3 separate regions of the Homo sapiens genome follow, and all the other regions are linked to region 2. A link is a contact called in ENCODE Hi-C or POLR2A ChIA-PET data. All regions are on one chromosome and are shown on one strand. Each heading gives the region's core, a stretch centred on a gene start or an enhancer-like site at or near the end of the contact. The rest is flanking DNA. Distances are from core to core; before and after follow the strand shown.

What was found. A loop is a pair of places that touch in the nucleus more often than their neighbours do. ChIA-PET counts read pairs that join two places held with the same protein, here RNA polymerase II (POLR2A). Pooled maps may share reads with other maps.
Region 1: a map of tibial artery shows a loop between it and region 2 (8-fold over the local background). The contact joins the promoter of PSMB6 here to the promoter of BACC1 in region 2. A Hi-C loop is called at or near these places in 2 of 168 maps with a recorded cell type or tissue (ascending aorta and tibial artery) and 10 of 50 pooled maps. POLR2A ChIA-PET finds 5 or more read pairs at or near these places in 1 of 52 experiments (GM12878).
Region 3: a loop to region 2 is called in a map with no recorded cell type, with 6 times the contacts of the local background. The contact joins the promoter of CAMTA2 here to the promoter of BACC1 in region 2. A Hi-C loop is called at or near these places in 1 of 168 maps with a recorded cell type or tissue (ovary), 1 of 37 single-sample maps with no recorded cell type and 5 of 50 pooled maps.

What each region holds. Positions count from the first base shown.
Region 1 is chr17:4,793,165-4,797,473 of GRCh38, forward strand. It overlaps PSMB6 (proteasome 20S subunit beta 6), which reads left to right and starts at 3,000. Exons shown (of 6, transcript NM_002798.3): 1 at 3,000-3,132; 2 at 3,564-3,631; 3 at 4,274-4,309. The coding sequence starts at 3,031. RefSeq lists enhancers at 2,759-3,357, 2,784-3,313.
Region 2 is chr17:7,013,357-7,017,971 of GRCh38, forward strand. BACC1 (BPTF associated chromatin complex component 1) reads left to right here and starts at 1,426. Exons shown (of 6, transcript NM_174893.4): 1 at 1,426-1,522; 2 at 1,706-1,800; 3 at 2,418-2,519; 4 at 3,139-3,329; 5 at 3,554-3,658; 6 at 3,905-4,164. The coding sequence starts at 1,502. The coding sequence ends at 3,909. It overlaps RNASEK (ribonuclease K), which reads left to right. Exons shown (of 3, transcript NM_001004333.5): 2 at 310-386; 3 at 789-1,176. The coding sequence ends at 930. It overlaps RNASEK-C17orf49 (RNASEK-C17orf49 readthrough), which reads left to right. Exons shown (of 8, transcript NR_037717.1): 2 at 310-386; 3 at 789-1,522; 4 at 1,706-1,800; 5 at 2,418-2,519; 6 at 3,139-3,329; 7 at 3,554-3,658; 8 at 3,905-4,168. It overlaps MIR497HG (mir-497-195 cluster host gene), which reads right to left. Exons shown (of 3, transcript NR_038310.1): 2 at 3,713-4,032; 3 at 2,462-2,658. It also overlaps MIR195 and MIR497. RefSeq lists enhancers at 888-1,388, 1,139-1,268, 1,739-2,239, 2,652-3,851 and a silencer at 1,359-1,808.
Region 3 is chr17:4,986,356-4,990,627 of GRCh38, forward strand. It overlaps CAMTA2 (calmodulin binding transcription activator 2), which reads right to left and starts at 1,320. Exons shown (of 23, transcript NM_015099.4): 1 at 1,238-1,320. INCA1 (inhibitor of CDK, cyclin A1 interacting protein 1) reads right to left here. Exons shown (of 7, transcript NM_001394789.1): 3 at 3,797-3,910; 4 at 3,535-3,574; 5 at 3,073-3,269; 6 at 2,424-2,589; 7 at 1,775-2,199. The coding sequence ends at 2,050. It overlaps CAMTA2-AS1 (CAMTA2 antisense RNA 1), which reads left to right and starts at 1,389. Exons shown (of 3, transcript NR_187235.1): 1 at 1,389-1,870; 2 at 2,061-2,237; 3 at 2,332-3,590. RefSeq lists a silencer at 800-1,339.

The DNA of each region.
Region 1 (4,309 bases), core at 1,750-4,249, 2.2 Mb before region 2:
TGTCACTTATAACAGCATCAAAAAGAATAAAATACTTGGGAACAAATTTAACCAAAGAAGTGCAAGACCTATATATTGAAAACTATTATAAACACTGTTAAAAGAAATTAAAGGGCCGGGCGCAGTGGCTCACGCCTGTAATCCCAGCACTTTGGGAGGCCGAGGCGGACAGATCACGAGGTCAGGAGTTTGAGACCAGCCTGGCCAATATGGTGAAACCCCGTCTCTACTAAAATTACAAAAATTAGCCTGGCGTGGTGGCAGGCGCCTGTAGTCGCAGCTACTTCAGAGGCTGAGGCAAAAGAACTGCTTGAACCTGGGAGGTGGAAGTTGCAGTGAGCCAAGATCACGCCACTGTTCTCCAGCCTGGGTGACAGAGCAAGATCTGTCAAGAAAGAAAAGAAAAGAAAGAACGAAGGAAGGAAGGAAGGAAAGAAAAGAAAAGGAGAAAAGAAAAGAAAAGAAAAGAAGTACTACAAAGCTACAGTAATAGAGACAATATGATACTGGCATAGGATAGACATATAGATCAATGAAACAAAACTGAGAATCCAGAAGTAAGTCCATACATGTATGGTCAATGATTTTTAACAAGGGTGCCAAGATCATTCAATGGGGAGACAGTCTTTTTTTTTTTTTTTTTTTTTTTGAGACGGAGTCTTGCTCTGTTGCCCAGGCTTGGGAGTGCAGCGGCCCGATCTCGGCTCACTGCAAGCTCCGCCTCCTGGTCTCAGACCATTCTCCTGCCTCAGCCTCCCGAGTAGCTGGGACTATAGGCGCCCACCACTACACCCGGCTAATTTTTTTTTTGTATTTTTAGTAGAGGGGTTTCACCGTGTTAGCCAGGATGGTCTCAGTCTCCTGACCTCGTGATCCGCCTGCCTCAGCCTCCCAAAGTGCTGGGATTACAGGCGTGAGCCACTGCACCCGGCAGGTCTTTTCAACAAATGGTGCTGGAACAACTAACTGACTATCCATATGCAAAAGCATGGATTTGGACTTCTACTTCACATCACATACAAAAATTAACTCAAAATGGACCACAGACCTAAAAATGTAAGAGCTGGCACTATAAACTTTCATGCTTCAAAGAACACCAATGAAGGACATGAAAAGACAATCCAATGGGAGAAAATATTTTCAAATCATGTATCTGATGTTTCTAGTACCTAGAATATTAAAAAGGACCCTTACAACTCAACAATAAAAAGACAAATAGAGCCAGGCACAGTGGCTCATGCCTGTAATCCTAGCACTTTCGGAGGCCGAGGCGGGAGGATCACCTGAGGTTAGGAGTTCGAGACCGGCCTGGCCAACATGGCGAAACCCCATCTCTTTAATAAAAATACAAAAATTAGCCGGGCATGGTGGCGCATGCCTGTAATCCCAGCTACTTGGGAGGCTGGGGCAAGAGAATTGCTGGAACCCGGGAGGCGGAAGCTGCAGTGAGCCGAGATCACACCAGTATAAAAAGACAAATAGAGGCCGGGCGCGGTGGCTCACGCCTGTAATCCCAGCACTTTGGGAGGCCGAGGCGGGTGGATCATGAGGTCAGGAGATCGAGACCATCCTGGCTAACAAGGTGAAACCCCGTCTCTACTAAAAATACAAAAAAAATTAGCCGGGCGCGGTGGCGGGCGCCTGTAGTCCCAGCTACTCGGGAGGCTGAGGCAGGAGAATGGCGTGAACCCGGGAAGCGGAGCTTGCAGTGAGCCGAGATTGCGCCACTGCAGTCCGCAGTCCCGCCTGGGCGACAGAGCGAGACTCCGTCTCAAAAAAAAAAAAAAAAAAAAAAAAAGACAAATAGAGCTGGGTTCAGTGGCACACACCTGTAGTCCCAGCTACTTGAGAAGCTGAGGCGGGAGGATCACTGGAGCCCAGGAGTTCGAGGCTGATATAGTGCACCATGATCCCATCTGCACTCCAGCCTGGGAAACACCGCAAGACAAACCCACCCCACACACACACCCCACCCTCGTCTCAAAAAAAAAAAATTAAACCCCAAAAATATATTAAACAAAAGACATATCCCAATTTTAGAATGTGCAAAGAACTTGAAAAAACATTGCATCAAAAAAGACATACAAATGGCCAATTATCTCATGGAAATATGCTCAGCATCACTAATCATTAGAAAAATACCAATGAAAACCACAGGGTACCACTTCACACCCACTGGAATGGCTATAACTAAAAAAATGCACAATAACAAGTGTTGGTGAGGATGTGGAGAAATTGGAACCCTCACACATGGCTTGTAGGGATGTAAAATGGTGCAGTTTCTGTGGAAAACAGTTTGTCGGTTGCTCAAAATGTTAAACATACAGTTATCATAGAACCCATAAATTCCTCTGCCAGCATATACTCCTAAGTATATAACTAAAAGAAATGAAAACATGGTGTGGTCACTTTAGCCCAAAGACTCTCAGGTTTATTTTGTGGGCCCTTTGGACTGTAACTCCATAAGATCGGTACGGCGCAAGCCACTAGGACTGTTTTTTGTTTTGTTTTGTTTTTGCTTTTGTTTTGAGACAGTCTTGCTCTGTCGCTCAGGCTGGAGTGCAGTGGCGTGATCTCGGCTCACTGTAACCTCCGCCTCCCAGGCTCAAGCGATTCTCCTGCCTCAGCCTCCCCAGTAGCCGGGATTACAGGCGCGCCCCACCACGCCCGGCTAATTTTTGTATTTTTTAGTAGAGAAGGAGTTTCACCATGTTGGCCAGGCTGGTCTTGAACTCCTAACCTCATGATCCGCCCGCCTCAGCCTCCCAAAGTGCCGAACGGTTTTTGGGTTTTTTTTGGTTTTTTGGGGGGGGGGTTTTGCTGACTTTCTTGTTTTGTTTGTTGCTTGCCACGCTGCCATCAAGTGCTCACTGTCGCAAAAGAACCGTCCCCATGCAGTACTGTACTTTTCTTTTCCCTTCTGCCGTCAACCTCGGAGTAGCTTCGCTCCCAGAAGGCCTCAAAGCGCGACCAAAGAGCGTGACAGAGCGCTTTACGACAGTTGCTTTGAGGCAGTACCGGAGGAGAAAGATGGCGGCTACCTTACTAGCTGCTCGGGGAGCCGGGCCAGCACCGGCTTGGGGGCCGGAGGCGTTCACTCCAGACTGGGAAAGCCGAGAAGTTTCCACTGGGGTGAGGAAGGAATCGGGGTTCATAGGACGTGCACAAGGCCTGACGCGATGGGAAGATAAAGCCTGAGTGGGGTTGAGAGATCTGGCAGGGGTGGAGAGGAGGTGGAATGTGTTGTGCTCCAGGAATGGGGAGAGGTACCCCGAAGATGGTGGAGTGGTGCGGTAGCTTCGTAGTGGGAGGTGGAGGGTGGGCTGAAGTTTGAAATTCTGAAATCCTGCGAGGCTAGTGAGGATCTTGGGCTTAAGTACGGGATGAGTCTTTTGAGATTTGAGGGTTGGCATTCTGGTATTCTGCGGGGTGCTGAGGCCCCTATAAGATTTGAAAATGGTTCAGCGACGGACAGATTTTGTATTTTTGGAACTAGGTAGAGAGATCATTGAGGTTTGTGTCTGCTGGAGAATGTAGACTTACTCCTTTTTCCCTTTTCCCAGACCACTATCATGGCCGTGCAGTTTGACGGGGGCGTGGTTCTGGGGGCGGACTCCAGAACAACCACTGGGTGAGCTCAGGACAGATTTGTGAAAGGTCTTCCCATCTTCCTTTTCCTTTCCTGCCTGCCAGCCCACCCTGCCTGCCTCCACAGACCACTGTGGGAAGAGAGGTTTCTTCTCTCTCTGGAGATAAAGATTTGTCCCAACTTTTGTTACTTTCAGTTCCCCTCACTCGTTAGTGGAATCCTTACAAAAGTCTGTTCTCCAGCCCGCTTCAGTTTGGATGAGAATAAGCAATACTGGAGGCCAGGCACGGTGGCTCACGCCTGTAATCCCAGTACTTTGGGAGGCCGAGGCGGGTGGATCACCTGAGGTCAGGAGTTCGAGACCAGCCTGGCCAACATGGCGAAACCCCGTCTCTACTAAAAAATACAAAAATTAGCCGTGCGTGGCGGTGCGTGCCTGCAGTCCCAGCTACTTGGGAGGCTAGGGCTAGAGAATCGCTTGGACCCAGGAGGTGGATGTTGCAGTGAGCAGAGATCGCGTCACTGTACTCCAGCCTGGGCAACAGAGCGAGACTCCATCTCAAAGAAAAAGGAAAAAAAGGCAATACTGGACATCCTATCCCTGAGCCCTAAGAGAGTGGGTAGTGATGGGATGGAGGTGGAAGACAGGTGGGCTCCTTTCCTCACTATTCTGCCATCCTGCAGGTCCTACATCGCCAATCGAGTGACTGACAAGCTGAC
Region 2 (4,615 bases), core at 176-2,675:
AGAAGTGCCGGTTCTCCCTCCCCTCTTCCGCACTGTCCCGTGATGATGACGCCTCCAGAGAGGACGATAATCTGGGTTCCTGGGAGAGATGGCTTGGTCACTATTCCCACCCTTGCCTCGACCACTTGTCTCAATGTCACCACCTCACGCCCTGTTCCAGGTGGCTGAGTCCGAATCCAGTAACCACCACCTCGTTTTGGTTAATCTCAGGCTCGGGTGTTGTAGCAACATTGGAAATGGGAGGGGTTTACGAAGTGAACATGAGGTCAGGTGCCTGAATTCAACAGTCTACCCATTCCCCTTTTCCAGATAATGCTCGGAATATTTTTCAATGTCCATTCCGCTGTGTTGATTGAGGACGTTCCCTTCACGGAGAAAGATTTTGAGTAAGTATTCGGGTGGGGGAGGCGGGCTGGGAGCAGGTGGGAGGTGGCGAGGCCTAGGGTCAGAATTACGTCTGGGAGGCCCGGTGCTTAGGGCCCCTAGGTTAGAGGACTTGGAGAGGAGAGCGGCTTTCTTGAGAATGTGGTTAGGAGCCAGGGAGTCAGACCTCAGCGGCCATCCCAAACCCACCACCTTAGGTGTGACCTCTTTAGGTATTTTACTTTTCTGTGCTTCTCAGTCCACCTCTGCAAAATGGCTATGACAGATCTCACCCCATAGGATGGTCAAGAAGATTGAATAAAGTAATACACGTAACAGCGCCTAAACAGGTGTCGGGCACATAGTGCTCAGAAAATGTTGGCTCCTATTAAAGTTTGACCCCTTTGCTTCATTCCCACCCCCAGGAATGGCCCCCAGAACATATACAACCTTTACGAGCAAGTCAGCTACAACTGTTTCATCGCTGCAGGCCTTTACCTCCTCCTCGGAGGCTTCTCTTTCTGCCAAGTTCGGCTCAATAAGCGCAAGGAATACATGGTGCGCTAGGGCCCCGGCGCGTTTCCCCGCTCCAGCCCCTCCTCTATTTAAAGACTCCCTGCACCGTGTCACCCAGGTCGCGTCCCACCCTTGCCGGCGCCCTCTGCGGGACTGGGTTTCCCGGGCGAGAGACTGAATCCCTTCTCCCATCTCTGGCATCCGGCCCCCGTGGAGAGGGCTGAGGCTGGGGGGCTGTTCCGTTTCTCCACCCTTCGCTGTGTCCCGTATCTCAATAAAGAGAATCTGCTCTCTTCAGCCCTGTGTCTGTGCTTGAGTGGGGGCGAGCACGGGGCTGAGACTAGAGGTCGGCCTCTGCCTGGAAAGTCCCGATGTCTGAGCGGAAGTGGAGCGAAGTGTGGCGCGGAAGTGAGGCGAAGGCTTTCCCCATCGACTGGGCGCGCCGAGCGGTCTAAGCGACTGCGTCTGATGGGGCGGGGAGCCGCCGGGTTGAGCCTATCCGCTGCGGGGAGGGCGGGACTTCCTGCGCGGGGGCCCGAGCCGCTCAGTCTCCCTGCTCTCCGTGGTCCCGGCTCGCGTGTAGCGGCGGCGGCGGCGTCTCCGTGAGGAGGCGCGCGGGGCCATGACGTCAGCGTCCACAAAGGTTCGACCTCCCTCGCGGACAGCGCTCCCTGGCGGCCACGGGAGGGCGGGCCCCCCACTTGGCTCGCGGCTCTTCCGCCCCGGGCGGGGGGCGGGCGGGAGCCGAGCCTGGGGTGGGGCTAGGGGCTCCGGGCGGGACGGGGAGGGCGGGCGCCGGCCCCCCGTGACGCTGCCCCGCCCCCAGGTCGGAGAGATCTTCTCGGCGGCCGGCGCCGCCTTCACGAAGCTCGGGGAGCTGACGATGCAGCTGCATCCCGTGGCCGACTCTTCTCCTGCGGGGTACGTGAGCCCGGACTGGGACGTGGACGCTGAGAGCGGGCGCTTGGACTCGGTCACAGACACGGACCCTCTCTAGCACAGGGACAGACATTAGTTTCCCTTTGTGCGTGGCACAGCACAGAGTCGGTGTTAATAAATGATCGTTGGGTGAGGGAATGAATGACAGATAAAAATACAGACAGGCCCATAGCCCAGACTCCTGTTTCACAGTTCTCCCTGCTGCGAACGGGTCGACCACAAACCACCGCCACTCCCAACCACCCCAGTTCATGGAATTCCCCCAGACGGCTGCAGGCTGTGTTGGTGGGTCTGTTTTGAAAAGCCCTTCCTGGCGAGTTGGTTTCAGTGTGCTGTGTACAGCAGCCGTTTAACGTTGATGGTGGAAAGGGGTGTCTAAGGTGGAGGTGGTTGTGATTTCTTGTGATTGGGGTCCTCCCGGTTCCCGCAGGGCCTCAAGAGCTTTCCGCCTCCCCTTACGGAGGACCTCTTTATGCATCCGTGGAAGGGGTCCCAGAAATCGGAAGGAGGCGGCTGGTTGGCTGTGGGATGCATAGCCTGTGGGCGGGCTCCACACCCCCCCTCCCATTTTTGCTATCCCCCCTCTCCCCTTCTGACAGTGCGAAGTGGACGGAGACGGAAATAGAGATGCTGAGGGCTGCTGTGAAGCGATTTGGGGACGATCTTAATCACATCAGCTGTGTCATCAAGGAACGGACAGTGTGAGGGAGGGTGGCTGCCAGAAAAGGGCGGGTGGGCAGCCTTCTTCCTCCTTACCCAAGGTTCCATCGTCCTCAGAACTCCTTTCCAGCTCAGCTGCTTCCCTACTTTGTCACTAGTTTTTTAGAATCCCCTTGAGGACTGAAAGAATAGAATTGTCACAGTTGGTCAGAAGTTCCTAAAATGCTGTGGTAATCCTTCCAAGAATGTGAATTTAGGTTGCCTGAGATGCTGTTATTGTATTTGATGATGGAAGTCCCCTGGTTATTTATATAAATGTTTGAGGACCCCACTGCAGTGTTTCCAGGGATATGGTGACCCTGAACTAGTTGATCAGTAAATCTCAATCCACCTGTAAATCACCAAGCTCTACCTGATGTCTCTCCCAGAAGAGAATTAGGAGATGGGCCTTTCCCACTACTCAGTTCAGGGACTCCACTCTCCACACTCCATCCATCCTGAGTGAGTGTAAAACTTCGAGAAAGTGAGAACCCTACCAATGGGTTGGGGCCCCGACCTGGATTCTTATGAAGGGACTCCCAGAACCCCTTCCCCTCCCGTCCCCTCTTCTGTTAGTCTCTCTGATGACTCCTTTCCTAACCTCTTCTCTCTTTTCTTCAGGGCCCAGATAAAGGCCACTGTGAAACGCAAGGTATATGAAGATTCTGGCATCCCCCTTCCAGCTGAGTCACCCAAGAAAGGGCCCAAGAAGGTGGCATCTGGTGTCTTGTCACCTCCTCCAGCTGCCCCTCCTCCCAGCAGCTCCAGTGTCCCTGAGGCCGGGGGTCCCCCCATAAAGAAACAGAAGGCTGGTGAGGGCTGTGGAGTTGCTGCCTAGGGGTTAAAGGTCCCATCTGAGGTTTAGTGAGAGAATTGGGCCTGGGTCAAAGAAGGGTCAGTCTCTCTTCCTGTCCCTGTGGAGGTTCCCAGAGAGGGGCAGAGGGGAGGGGAGAGGAGGCACAAAGCTTTGGGAAGCTTGGGGCTGGGGGAGAGGCTGTCAGGGGAACCTAGAACCTAGCTTATGCCCCCTTCCCAGATGTGACACTCAGTGCTCTGAACGACTCCGATGCCAACAGTGACGTGGTGGATATTGAAGGGCTAGGAGAAACTCCTCCAGCTAAGAAACTCAACTTCGACCAGGGTAGGAGTCCTCCTCCTCCCACACAGCTGACGGGGTTGGGGAGAAAGGGCTCACCTGGATGGCAGGGCACGGTCTCCGCAGGGGCCCCTCCCTTGTATAGGGGTTTCAGAAGAGAAGGTGCTCTCATACACAGCGCAGGGCATTGGATCAGTACGTAGCAGGGTGTTTCAGGGAGGTGGGAGTGGCCTTGGAAGCACACTGGGGGCTCGCTCCATCTCGGCCCATTTTACTTCCTGTTCCAGACAGCCTGACCCTGGATTCTGGCCTTCTCATGACCTCTGCTGATCCTCCTCTCCTCTCCTGCTGAGCCTTCCACCTCTGACCTCTCACTGTTCATGCCGGACCTGTGGATCTCCTGGGACTCCGAGCAAGGCCTGCACGAGAGAGGGCTGAAAGGCTGCTGGGGCTGCCACCTCGCTATTCCCGCATAAGCATCTGCCCCCAACCCCTTTGACCTTCATCTGATGGACATTTTTATACAGAAAACAATAAAGATTTCCCTCTCAGCTTCGTGCTGTCTGCTTAACATTATTAGCAGGAGAGGCCTGTTCCCTCTTCTCTCCTCGGCCCATGGGGGCTCAGCCCCTCCTCGGTAGTTTTCACCACCCTGCCTGGAGCAGCACAGCCAATATTGGCAGACTCGCTTCCCTGTGCCAATATTTCTGTGCTGCTAGAGCCAGGGAAGCTGGGTGTGGGCAACAAAGACTCCACTTTGTTCTCTTGAGGCAGAACTTACTCCCAGGGTCTCTGGCCATCAGTATTCTTGAAACTGCCCTGGAGATTTTAGAGGGGTGCTTACATACCCCACCCTCTCCTTGCCCACCTGGCAAGAAGTTTGTCACAAGGCCCCAGATGTTTTTTGTGTCACTTCTCCAGGATGGCCTCCCAGGGCCAAGCCTCGGCGGTGCCTCCCCCACCCTCGCTCTAACACCACAGTGTGGTTTGGACGTGGCCACA
Region 3 (4,272 bases), core at 70-2,569, 2.0 Mb before region 2:
GGAGTGGGTATAGAACTGGGTCATAGTATCTGGGAAGGATGAGGAAAGGGAGGGAGGGGCTGACTGTGATGTGACAGTAGAAGAGAGAACAACACACAGTGCCCGGAGCCAATATGAGTGAGCAGACTGGACAGGAAGAGTGAGCAGGAAGAAATGGGTTGGGGTGGGGGAGCGGGGAGAAGACTGGCAGGGCTTGGGCCTCAGAGGCCCTAAACCTTGAGCTTTTGCACAGACTGGGGCTATGGTTGGGTCAGGTCCTGGGGGTTGGGACTCAGGCCATCCGGTCCTTGGAGGATGGTTTGGCAAGAGAGCCTGGATCCTGGGGGCAGGGCAGGAGATTCTACCTCCGGTAGAAGCTAGGCCTTTAGAAGACACGCCCTGAGTTCCTTCTCTGTTTGATTTTTCCAAGGGGAAGGGCAGATCTGATAACTGAACCTAACCTATTCTCTCCTCCAGGTTGGTTAGGACCTGATAGAATCTGGGCCAGACACCCAGATTCCCACCCTCAGGACAACCCACCCTCCGGCTGACAGCCCTCTCTACGTAGCTCCCTCTCCCCAAACGCCTCTGCCTCCCCTGGCCTCCAGGCCTAGCCTACCCCATCTACCGCTCTGGCTCCAGCCTGAGCCCCCCGCCCTCCTCGGGGAACAGATGGGAGCTGGCGGAGGCTCTCAGCACGGGCTCCGCCAGGTGTCCAGGATGGAGATGGGAGGAGGCCCGTCGGGCTCGGCTATGTGCAGTGAAGCTGGGGTTGGGGTAAGGACTCCGCCCCAGGGCGCAGGTGCGCAGTCCTGGCTAGGCAGCCTGCCAGGGTGCGGAGCGGGAGCGGGTCCTTGGGCTGCACTTGGGCGGCGCCGGATCGGACGCTTGGCACTCTGGGCGGCCCCCCGGCGGAGTGGTGGTCCCAGGAGAACCTCCGAGGTGGGAGGGTCCCGCCCGCATAGAGGGATGTTCTGGAGAAGCCGGGAGCAGAGTCCGCGGGCACGCGGTGGGCGAGGGACAGTGCAGGTGCCGGGTGCGGGGGTCTCCGGGACAGTCCCCGGCACGCGCTGGTCCGCCGTGGGGCCCTGCGGTGAGCGGCGCCCCCTGGCGCGGGGGAGGAGGACGGAAGCGGGAGGTGAGGGCGAACCGGGAAGAGGGACGGTGGTCCCTGGCGCGGCGCTCCGCGTCGGGACCTGGAGGAGCTGCGCCCTCTGGCGCGGGGGCGGAGAGGCGGGCGAGAGGCCCTGGCTCTTACCTCCCGGGGTCCCGCGGGTGACGGCGGCAGCGGCCATTCTACCCCACACCGACCCCCCCCAGCGCCGGCTGACAGCGGCGTCTAACGTCACTGCGCACGGGGCGGGGCCTCCCAATTAAGGGGATGAGGGTCAGGAAGGGAACCTGGGGTCAGCACACGTGGAGTTCTGGGTGGGGCGCTGGGCAGAGGGACTCGGCTTCTAGGGCTCTGAGCCAGGCCGAGGGACAGACTGCTGGGAAGTCCCCAAAAGGGCAGCAGCACTGAGGGGCAGGATTCCAGGGTCCTGGAGGCGGAAGCTCGGCCGACTGACTCCCAGTTCGAGAGAACGGGGCGGGGGCAGCCCACCAGTGCTGGAACCCGAGGGGCCGGGCGAGGAACGCTGGACTGGGAGCAGGACCCTTCTCGCCTCGGACAAGACTCCTTGTCTGGGGACCCAGCCCGACTTCATTGTAGCTGGGTCCTCGAGAAAGCGAAAGGAGCCCTCCTTCCCCATTGGCCTCTCCATCGCTGCATCCCAAGAAGAAAGACAACTCGGGCTCCACTTGCTTGCTTTTTAATAACAGAGCAGAGAGAATACAAGGCCAGGAGCGGGGCCTGGAGGAAAACAGGACTTGGGGTGCTCCTGTGAGAGCGGTGGGTTGAGATGGGAGCCCACGGGGGCTGTTAATGCCTAGTTCAGAGGATGGGAAAGGCAGTTGGAGAGACGAAGGAAGGGGAAACGCCTTCATGTCAGCAATGAGGGTGACTCTAGTGACGGAACTAGTCTTGGGTCCCTGGGGCACCACTAGCCTCTCGGCATCGGTGGTTTCTCCTTACTCTTCAGACGCTGCCAACTCCATCCCCCAGGGATTGTGAAGGGGGTTCCTTCTGGCTGTGACAGTGCTGAACGAGGCCAGAGAGTGCAGCTGCCTGGAGGCACAAGCCTCCTCCTGATCCAGGGGGCTCCAGGGAGACCAAAGCAGCTGTCAAGATGAGAGAAATTGAAAAAGAAAATGGAAAAGTAGGTCTTCTTTCCAGATTTCCTAGTACCCAAGCTTAGGTACCTCGAAGTCTCTGGTTCTCACCTACGTTATTTTTGTTTCTCTCAAATCCAGCTCTCCAGCCTGGCTCTCAGCTTCTGCATCTCCATGCAAGACCAGAGACCCACATCACTCCCTCACTCCACCCAGTTCCACTCCAACAATACCTGGGCCCTGCCAGGAGTGAGAAAACGGTCCTCTTCCTGTGGATAGGTTGCTCTCTCCTCTTCCAGATCAGGGTATTCATTGGTGCTGGGGAATCCACAGCCCTCTTCGCCAAGCACCACTGGCTCAGATGCAGCCCCAGAGCTGCCCCACTGGGCCTTCTTCAGTCTGTGGAGACTTTAGGCTGAGGAGAGAAGTGCCTGGAGGCCAGGCTTCCTGTCTCTCCATTCTTCACCTTTCTGTTCTGAAATACTTCCTGCTGGGACTCCAGGGAGTTGTCATTTGACCTTTAACCCTCCACTCCCAATTTTCTGCTCCCCTCAGACTGAAGCATATTGTCTAGGAACCCAGAGGTGACCCCAACCTCCCCACTGTCCTCCAGTTCTATGGTTTGCTTTCCTGTCTTCAGTGATCTAGTTTCCACTCCTTCCAGCTCATGTGGCTCATCCTCCTTACTGCAGTTCCCTCCTTCTTTCCATATTACAGAAATCTGTTTCAATCACACCAAAGCCCACAGCTTCCTTCCAAGCAACCTCCCCTCAAAGCTCCCCTCAAACCTCCCCTCAAAGCTGTCAACCCCTTCCTTAGCTCAAACTGTTCTGCCCCCAAATCCTGCATGACTCCCAGAACCCAGATGTCTCCCTTCCTTACTCGTTGATGATGCTCTGACGCCTTCTTAGGTCCTCCAGGTGGTAAGTGACAGCCCTCACCCGGGCGGGGACTCCCCCAAGGCCCTGCTGCTGCATTCCTTCCAAACATGGCCTCCTCTTCTTTCTTCTCCAAAGCATTTCAGGGGGTGGGAGCTGCTCAGGAGGATACAGACCAAGCTGGGAGCAACCAGTGGCTCTCTGTGCCAGAGAATGGGGAAAAAGAGCTAGAAAGAAGAACTGGCTCTCTCAAGGGAGCTTGGATTGAACTAGGTAGGGAGTCTGGGGTCTTGGGAAGACCCCTGTGATCTCGAAAACATGATGACTGATTCATAGAAAGGAAGGCCTGGTCAGTGCACTGGTTGGGGAATAACAGAGGGAAGCGGTAATAAGGAGAGCTTGGGACAGGACAGCAGTGGGTGCAATTTTAACAGAGAAATGTTAAACGGCAGAGGGTCTGTCTTACCAGCATGGGTGGAATGTGCTGCTCCTCCAGCCAAGTGGGGCTGTGAAGAACAAAAAGGGGGCTATAAGTGCAGAGGGGACATGTCCATCCATATTGCTTCTTTAATAATCTCTCCCGACCTCCTTTCTGTCATTAGGAGCTACAATGTCCACCAGCCAGTGGGAAATTAACCGCAGACTAGGGCCTATTGCTATATGGGTTTATGGTAGTTTAATCCAGTTAAGACCACATCCAGTTAGTTTCCATTTTCTCCTCTACTCACGTGGGCCTTTGATTAAGGTTCTTCCAGAAGACATCTCCATAACGCTGGGGCATGGGTCTGAGGCTCTGGGAAGGCAACCTTGGGGGTGGAGATCGGCTGACCACCCTGGAACACCTGAGGTGAGGACAAGGTAGGCTCGGGTCTGGCTCTTCCCTTACAGCAGTCTACTCATCCCAAGGATTCAGGGGCCATCTTTCCATGGGACTATAAAGCTGCCCAGGTTCCCTCGGGCCATGTCCTCTCTTAACCACTTTAGCTGAAGAAGGTGGTAAGGCCTCTGCTTTGAAAGGAAATTGAAGCTGGGTTGAGGGTGGAGATTGGCTATAGTTTGACCCTCAGATCTCACTGAGTTTAAGCTCTATATCGGGGATGTCCAATCTTTTGGCTTCCTGGGCCACATTGGAAGAAGAAAAATTGTCTTGGGCCACACATAAAGTACACTAACACTGGCCGGGCGTGGTGGCTCATGCCTGTAA